Regions from separate parts of the Homo sapiens genome. Here regions 1 and 2 are each linked to region 3. The links are chromatin contacts, found by Hi-C or POLR2A ChIA-PET in ENCODE. All regions are on one chromosome and are shown on one strand. Each heading gives the region's core, a stretch centred on a gene start or an enhancer-like site at or near the end of the contact. The rest is flanking DNA. Distances are from core to core; before and after follow the strand shown. Region 1 overlaps SLC6A6 (solute carrier family 6 member 6). Region 2 has its middle 11 kb from the start of WNT7A. Region 3 holds the start of TSEN2 (tRNA splicing endonuclease subunit 2).

What was found. A loop is a pair of places that touch in the nucleus more often than their neighbours do. ChIA-PET counts read pairs that join two places held with the same protein, here RNA polymerase II (POLR2A). Pooled maps may share reads with other maps.
Region 1: a loop to region 3 is called in a map of CD4-positive, alpha-beta T cell, with 5 times the contacts of the local background. The contact joins the enhancer-like site here to the promoter of TSEN2 in region 3. A Hi-C loop is called at or near these places in 1 of 168 maps with a recorded cell type or tissue (CD4-positive, alpha-beta T cell) and 5 of 50 pooled maps. POLR2A ChIA-PET finds 5 or more read pairs at or near these places in 1 of 52 experiments (GM12878).
Region 2: a loop to region 3 is called in a map of CD8-positive, alpha-beta T cell, with 6 times the contacts of the local background. The contact joins the enhancer-like site here to the promoter of TSEN2 in region 3. A Hi-C loop is called at or near these places in 2 of 168 maps with a recorded cell type or tissue (CD8-positive, alpha-beta T cell and ascending aorta) and 6 of 50 pooled maps.

What each region holds. Positions count from the first base shown.
Region 1 is chr3:14,438,158-14,441,082 of GRCh38, reverse strand. The region is part of intron 2 of SLC6A6 (solute carrier family 6 member 6); the gene reads right to left. Among named protein-coding and RNA genes, the nearest start is that of SLC6A6, 37 kb to the right of the region's middle. RefSeq lists an enhancer at 1,186-1,686. Within about 2 kb of position 1,405, at least 16 of the 41 ENCODE cell types and tissues checked have a DNase peak (open chromatin) inside an H3K27ac peak, as active enhancers do.
Region 2 is chr3:13,889,632-13,892,361 of GRCh38, reverse strand. No RefSeq gene overlaps it. Among named protein-coding and RNA genes, the nearest start is that of WNT7A, 11 kb to the right of the region's middle. Within about 2 kb of position 1,446, at least 7 of the 41 ENCODE cell types and tissues checked have a DNase peak (open chromatin) inside an H3K27ac peak, as active enhancers do; they include CD8-positive, alpha-beta T cell, where a contact is called at or near this core.
Region 3 is chr3:12,483,184-12,486,205 of GRCh38, reverse strand. TSEN2 (tRNA splicing endonuclease subunit 2) reads right to left here and starts at 1,726. Exons shown (of 12, transcript NM_025265.4): 1 at 1,326-1,726. RefSeq lists an enhancer at 1,383-1,802.

The DNA of each region.
Region 1 (2,925 bases), core at 156-2,655, 2.0 Mb before region 3:
ACCCTCTAGAAACATGGAGGAGGAGCAACTGGGGTTCCCCAAGTCCCTTTGCTCTAGGCTCTGATTTCCTACAAAATGAAGCCTCCACCCCCTTCCACACTCAGGACCCCATCGTCCCACCACCTGGGGCTGAGCCAGGATGGGGGTGGGGGTTTTCAACAGGGCAGAGTGGGGACCTGTCACGTGCCTGGCATGGTGGGGGTCTCCCAACTCCTCATTTCTAAGGTGCACCCACCTCTCCACCTGTGGGGGCTGCAGTCACAGGTCCACCTGCCTTGAAGAACACACAGCCAGCAGCCCTGCCCCTGAAGAAGCCCATTCCAGCAAGACCCGCCTGTACATTCCTGGCATCCACCCACAGCTCTCTATCGCCATGGCAACCACGAGCTACAGGCCCCTCAGCCCTTGCACTGGCATCTGTGGCAGCCTCCTCACAGGTCTCCCTGCTGCTACTCTGCCCGCCCCTGATCTATTCTCAATGCAGCAGCTGAAGGCAGATTAAAAAGCAGAATCAGGTCCTCATGCCCCCGCCCAACCCTTTGCTCACCCCTAGAAGAAAACACAGGCTCCTCACCATTGCCCACCAGGTCCCAGCACATGCCCCTGCCGACCCTCTGGCCCCATCTTCCCTCTCCCCTTCTCCTTGGGACACGGGCCACACAGAACTGCTTTAGTCCCTCCTACTGCTCAGGCTCAGTCCCCTCTGAACCTTCCCCACTGGCTGTTGGAGCCGCAGTATAAAAAGCCCCCTGGCTCCCTGCCAGCTGCCCCAGGCACCCTGGCCCCTACAGGGACCAGAATATAAGCCTCAACCCAGAAGCTGAAAGTCACTTCCCCAAACAGGTGACCTAAGGCAAGTCACTCAACCCCACTAGTCTTCAGTGTCCTCATCTGTAAAATGGGGTAACTGTACCTTCCCTGTGGGAGTGTTGTGAGGGTTAAATGAGGGGGGGTGCACAGGAGGTGCTTAGAACAAGATGTGGCACACACTCCATGCACAGCAACTACATTATGACTTGAGACTATCTCCTCTTACTACCGCTATCACTACTATCCAGTCCACCCCTGGCCTTGGGGTATATAAAGCCTTCATCCTCCCCAGGGTGAGATCAATAAGGCCCAGAGATGACAAGAGACGCCCTGAGGTCACTCCGCTGGGAGTAACAGTGACCGTGATGTATCCAAACCCTTAGGAGCTTAGCCTCCACTGTCCCTCTGCGGCTCAGTCTGACCTCAGAGGACACCCTCCAGGGAGTCCCCGGAGTATCTCTGTGCACCTCTGCAAACTTGCAATTAGGCCAGTCACCCCAGCTTCCTCACACACACACAAGTGGTCACCCCGCTGCGCAGTGAGTACTCAGGAGCGAGTCCTCCTCCACAGGCGTCCCTGCACCCGCCGACAAGGGCTGTTTTCCTTGGCACTGGGCCCAGGGTTATTTTGCAGCAGCCGAGATACATAATTCCCCATTTTAAGAGCTTCCTCTTTGGTTATTACAGCTACAAGTGATTAGAATTGACTGATACAGAGGCTATGGGATGAAGCCTCTCCCTGTGCCCAGCTAAACATTCTCCTTGTCTCTGTGTTCCAGAGGTGACAGCCAGAGCCAGCTGTGCCTGAAACCAACTGCAGATCACCTGGTCAGATTTGACACACACGCAGGCAGGTGCAGCCCCGTGCCAGCGATGCCATGGCTTGCCACAATATCCCTTTGCTGTCTCCCTGTTTAATATTAAGATTTGTGAGGACTTATTCTGGGGGCTGAGCTGTTTATGAACACAGTTTCCTATTCTCCAACACTCCTATTGTGGAAGAGACTTTGGTAGTTTATAGATAAAGGAAGCTGAGGCTCACGCAGGGAAGCGAGCAGCCTGGCTGAGGCTACACACACGGGTGGAAAGGAGAGAGAGGCTCAAGGCCAGAGTTCCCACCTGGCCACCTGGGCCTCCGGCACCGAGCAAAGCTTAGAAAGAGGTCTCTGCACTGCTTGCAAATGGGGACCCCTATATCTTGCTCTGCATCCCTCCCGGTGCCCTGAGCACCAGCCAGCTGGGCTTTGAGTTGAGTTGCAGATGCTGCCTCCCCCAGCATCTACCACCTCAGTCCAAGGCTCTGGGGAAAGTCAAGCCCTTGCCTCTATTTTTCCTGGGCAACCTTCCCAGAGGCTCGAGAGTTCTCTGCACCTGCCCTGCCGTCCTGCAGACCCTGCACTTCTCAATTTAACAACCAGTGTCCTACATGTCTCTTTCTGGTGGAGAACAATGATTTAAATCTCATATTGTCAATGGCATAACCACTCAGGAGCTTCTGCCATGCTTTTAGGAAGAGGCCAGGTCCTTGTCTGTTTCCTATTTTGCCTGCTTCTCCCATCCCAAACTGCCTAGCACATACCTGGCCTTTAAGAAGGATCTCTGGGCCAGGTTTCTCAGCAAACCTCTTGGTTAAGCAAACTGATCAGCGGGTTGGGCAAGCAGCTCCTAGAGTCCCAGAACAGGGGCAAGAAGAGACCTGGATGACATCCATTCTACAGGTGGGGAAAACTGAGGCCTAAACAACTCCCTGCCCACTAGGCTTGCTGTGGAATCAAGTGCCTGGCTGGACCCCTTGCCCCGCCCTTTCCACAGCAGGCATCTCTCTCCTTTCCTCACTTTTCTGCCCATTCCAGAGCCAGATTCTGGGCTGAGGCCATGACTAAGCTGTGTGACCCAGAGCAAGTAACAACCTCTCTGTGCCTCCGCTTCCTCACTGGTAAAAAATGAGGGTAAAAACAAGACCAGGGACTAAGCAGGATGCTGCCTAATGTTATTCAGCACACAGCCCAGCACATACCAATTGATCAATAAATAGTAGCTTTAAAAAAAAAAAACAGCCACATTGCAATTCTATTATACTTTGTGGCAACCATTCTACCCTGTGTTTGTTTTAAA
Region 2 (2,730 bases), core at 197-2,696, 1.4 Mb before region 3:
AGGAGGGAGTCACTCTCTCTTCTTGAACTTTCTGGGGCTGCCAGAGGAGCCTGGACAGGACTCGGGGCTAACTCTGCCTCAAGGGGTCAGATTAAGGGTTGGACAGGTTTCCTGTAGTGCCTCTAACCCAGCCCTAGAGATCTAAAGAAGGAATTAGTGATTCAGGTGACTGGTTCTAGATTTTTTTGGACACGGAGGACTAAGAACAGAAAGTAGGACAATGAGGAGGCCCAATGCATCTGTTTTTCTTCCACTAGAAACAAAAATCCCCCAACCCAGAGGCCTAAACAATAATAGATTTTTCTGTCACTTAAAAAAAAAAAGCCCAGAGGCAGGCTGCGGGGCTGCTATGGCAGCTCAACCATGCCATCGTGTCCCTTCTTGTTTTCCATTTGGCCGTCCTTCTCAAGATGGCTGCCAGAGGAAGGGGAAACTCAAGGAACTGAAAGCCCAGGGGCTTCCACCTACATCTCTTTCAACAGAACAAAGTCATGGCTGCCCCTAGCTGCAAAGGATGCTGGGAGATGTAGTTTCTAAAGTCAGTCACAAGACAGAAAAAGTTTATCTTCAGGATAATTGAGATTTTTCACTACTTTTTAGTCTACAATAATGAAAACAGCTACACTTAGTCATTTACAGATATTCATTTGAAGTACCATCGAGGGACCAGGCACAGAGCCAGCTGCCTTGTGTAAACTGGTGAACGAAGGGCTTGTCCTCTCCTCACCTGACTTACTTAGGGAATAGTCACTGTGTGCAAAGTACCTAGTATCTATTACTTCATTTAATGTTCATAACAGTACTAGGAAGTAATTACTATTATCCCCATCCTACACACAAGTAAACAGAAGCTCTGAGAGGCTAATAATCTATCAAGGCTCCATAATTATGTAACAGATCCAGAATTCAAATCCATGTTGGTCTAGTCCAGAGCTTCAGCCATTAACTATTCCATACTAGTGGGTTCCATCCATGGCTGTGTCTTAGAACCTCCCTGAAAGCTTTTTATATGCTCCACAGAGATTCTGATTTAAGTGGTTGGAGGTAGGGTTCAAGCATCAGTCTGTTTGTAATTATCTTATTTAATCCACACAACAACTGGAGATGAAGGTATTTATCTTTCTATTTAAAAATCAGAGAAACTAAGACCCAGAGATGCAGACTCACTTGCCTAAAGTCACACAGTAATTCCACAGTGAAACTGGGATATATGATCAGATCTGTCTTCTCCAAAAAGCCATCCTTAGCTCCAGAGAAAGGCAGCCTCCCTAAAGCTGGGGGATATACTGGCCAACCACTCTGCTCCAGCCCCAGAAGCCTCCCAGGGAATGTGTGTGCATGAGGGGCAGAGCGCCAGGTGGCAACTAAGTGATAAACAGGCCAGGACATGCCAGGATGTGTGCCGGAAGCCCAGCCCACTAAAGGCAGAGGTGTGGCTGGGCCAGGGTGGGGGCCGGACGTGGGGATGCACTTTTTCCCCAGCACAACAAGCTGTGGGCTTCCTCCCTCCCAGCTGAGCCCTGCCTGATATGGCAGGCCCAGAATGGGTCGCTAGCTAGAGAGTGGAGGGGTGGCAGGAGGGCAGGGGCCCAGGGCCAGTCCCCAGAGGAAGTCACATGGCTGGGGGCACAGGCATGACCCAGGAATGGTGAGGGGAGGGAGATATTTCAGGCCCGAGAGGAAGGGCCCAGCCCATGAGATGAATCACCCGGGCCGGAGATTATCCTGAGGAAGACCTTGGGGGTGGAATGGTGATAAGTGCTCTCCTCCCGAGGTGACCAGGAGCCCACGGGCAGATGGCCAGCGGCCGGTGAGGCAAAGTGTGGCTGGGAGCGCACAGATGAGTCTGAGAGGGCCCACCAGATCCAGGTGCTTTCCAGAAGGGACTTCTCAGTGACCCTACAACATGAGGGGAAGCCCTGGAGACCAGTCACTTGCACAAGGTCACAGGGCCAGAGATGGGATTTGGAGTGGGAGTGTGCCTTTCTGTTTCCGCAGCTTGTCTCCCCAAAGCAGGGAGCTAAGACTGCCACTGCCCTCCTGCTCCAGGGGCTTCCTGGGTGGACATGAAACTTCACTGATAAGACACCAGGCTTTAGACTCCGAATGGCAAACCAGGTGTCAGAGCTTATGCTTGCTCCTGGATGAGGCACTAGACTTGTCCCAGCTTCTTATTGCAGGAATGGGAAGTAGGGAGTCCAGAGGCTCACCCAGAACAAGGGGCTTACCCAGGATTCCAGAGCAGGCTGGACAGAGGCCAGTGGACCTGAGTCCTGCCTCCCAGCCCACAGATGATGATCTTCTGGATCTCTAAGGGTGGCCATCAGCATCACCTGGGAACTTGTTAGAAATGCACATTTTGGGGTGCATTTCATTCAGTCCCAGATGGACTGAATGTGAACCTGGGCAGTGGGCATCCCTCTGAGCATTAACAAGCCCTCCTGCAGGGGATTCTGGTGCCAGCAGAACATAAAGTACACACACACACACACACACACACACACACACACACACACACACACACACACATATTCACCGGGTGGTATTTGGTATAAAATGGCCTCACAATGGTCTTTACCTCAAATTCAATTAAAACAATCCCATCCACCTGATGATCCATCCATGGGCTCACAAACCATGAGAATGCAGAGGTCCTTCAAAATCAACAGGGATTTGTTTCTCAAGCTGGAGGGATATGTGGGCTCCTTGAAAGGGGAAACTTGTACACTA
Region 3 (3,022 bases), core at 477-2,976:
ATAGGTAGGTACCAGATGCCAGAGGCACTCACTGCATGTGCTGCACATGTGGGTACTATAGTCATCCCTTGGTATCCACAGAAGGACTGGTTCCAGGACTCACCCCCTACCAAAATCCGCAGCTCAAGTCCCTTAAATAAAATGTAGTATTTGCATGTAACTTATGCCCATCCTCCCATCTACTTTAAGTCTTCTCTAGATTACTTAGAATACCTAATACAATGTAAATACTAAATAATTGTTATATATATATATTTTTAAATTTCTTTTTCCAAATATTTTTGATGCAACATTGGTTGAATCCACAGATTCGGAACCTGATAGCGAGAGCTGACTGTACTATCCTCATTCCACAGATATGAAAGAAGAGCGGTGCCTGAGGTGCACAAAAACATATAGGAAAGACTGGGTCAGTTGTCAAGAGGTTTGGGATGCAAAGGTTGGTTTGGAATTGGAGTCACTGCAGGTTATTTAGAATGATGATTGAAAAATGCAGATTAAGAAAATTAAACCTGGGAGTGGTACATCACACAGTGGCCCTCAAGCTTACCTACCCTTAACTCCTCATGCCCAGGCCTCACCTGCAATCAATTACATCAGAATTTCCTGGGTGGACCCAGCTGATTTTAACATATAGCTAACCACTGGTAACAGCAAGGTCTATTCAAATTCACTTAATCCCAGTAGCCCCCGGAGGTAAAGACTATTTTTATTTCCATTGTACAGATGTGGAAAGTGACTCGGAGGGGCCGGGCGCACCCCTGAGAAATCTTTACTTCTTATTTCCCCAACCTGCGCAACCTGACTCCAGAGCTGCATATTCTTACTTTCTATTAAAAGCAGAGTCTGTTTCTTATTCTTCCCTCGAGCACACAGGCTAACACCTCTTAGGTGATGGTAAATGTCTATTAGAAAAACAAAAAAGGGAGAGGTGGCTCCATTTAATTTTCCAACCTTCCTGGACTAGGTGCCAAACAAACCTGGTTAAAAAACCTCCTACCCAGCAAATCTCACCTTCTCCCAACCAAAACACGCTTCAAGCTCCATCTGCGCACCTCCTGGGCTTAGGGAGGCAAGGATGAAAGGCACAAGGTAAACAATCCTGCCTCTGGGGAGCTTTCAAGTTAGAACCTGAGAATAAGCCATATAAACAGATGACCAGCCTTTGAAAGTTGTTGTCAGGATTAAATGCATAATTTTGCAGAAGGCGTTTCGTTCGGGGCCTACCACGTGGAAAGCGCTCACCAGACGACAGCTGCAAATAAAATAAACTGCGCACCCCAACAGCGTTAGGGGCCCCGCCAATTCCTAACTCCCTGTCTTACCCCTTTGCTTCTTTCCTTGACTACCCCCACACCCGACCGAACTCCACCAGAGGCTGCGGCTCCTCTCGGGCATTGTCAGCTGCACCTTGCGCCCCAGCCCCACCAGCCCTGAACAAGGCGCCGGCGTTTCCAAGAACCAAGGGCTGCAGGCGCACGAGGAAAGCGCGGAGGAGTCAGTGACCGGGCGCACTCGGAAGCCTGGCTCCCCGTCCCGGCACTGTCTCGGCCGGCTGTGCGACCCCAGCACAGTACCTAGGCCCTTTCCTCTCTCGCCCTGGAGGACTTTCGGAAGAGCGAGATTTCCTTTCGCTGCAAAACACCAAACTCGGAAAGGGCCGCGCTTTCCTCGCCCAGGGCCCTTACCTTTCTTGGCCCCACGCGCTCGCCGTTACCCCGGCAACGCCGGCCGTGGGGCGGACACCGCTGCCGTCAAGCAGTGCGGCCGCAAAGCCAGCCGAGTGCGCAGCCGCAGAGCTCCCGTCGGGACTTGGCGGAGTGCGCCTGCGCACGGCCGGCTGGCGGGTGTTCTGTGCGCCAGCTCTGCCACTGCGGAGTATGAGGCGGAGGCTGCGTGCGCGCTTTGCTGCTCTCTGCAGGATTGTACGGAAGCCAGAACGATCCTGCAAGACGCATTTTACAGATGAGATGCAGTTACCCGTCAAATGTCACATAGTCACGTGGGAGGTGGGAGAGACCTAGAATCTTCGGCCCTCGGTGGATGGGATGTTTGAGGCGACCGACAGGACTTTATTAAATGGCCCTGAGGAAACTGATCTCATCTTTCTCAATGTAGAAAGAGGATCACAGCAGCGCACCTGTGTACGCTGCAGCATGCGGGGAACTTGCAAGGACGTTTTCTCTGGCAGACACCTGGCCAGAAGCCTCTGTGTGCCCAGACTGCCTGTGCAGTTAAGGGACAATAGGCGGCAGGTCCACCTGCTCTGCATCCCCATTTTCCCCCCTCACTGGCTGCGTGAGCTTGAATGACTGACAACCTTTCTGAGCTTGAGTTTACTGAAAAATGGGCCATCAGAATTACGGGAGATGAGCAAAACTGGAGTGCAATAGGAAGTGTAAGTTTCTCCTGACCTGGTTATTTTAAAGGAGCCCTGTGGGGAGTCCAATATATACTTTCCCAAATATGAATCACAGGAGTTCCACCACACAGACTAAGCAGGAGGCAAAGGAGGATGGCAAGGAAGTGTGGCAAATACTGCTGGAGAGATTCATGGTGCTAGATGTGATGATGGATGTTGAATTTTGGACTTCTGCCAATGTTCTTGCCTCCATTCCTTCACGCATGCTGTTGCCTCTATGTTCCCTCCCCTCTGTTAGCTGCAGTAATTCCTGGTCAGCCTTTAGGTCTCAGCTCAAATATCACCTCTTCCAGGAGACTTCTTGCCTTCCCAGACCTGCTTGGGTGACTTGCCTCTGTGCTCTGCAGTAGTCTGGCATGGCATGTGTTGTCCCTGTTTTTCTGGCCCTTTTTATTTTTTGAGACGGAGCCTGGCTCTGTCGCCCAGGCTGGAATGCAGTGGCACCATCTCAGCTCACTTACCTCACTGCAATCTCTGCCTCCCAGGTTCAGGTGATTCTCCTGCCTCAGCCTCCCGAGTAGCTCGGATTACAGGCGCCTGCCACCACGCCCGGCTGATTGTTATATTTTTAGTAGAAACGGGGTTTCACCACGTTGGCCA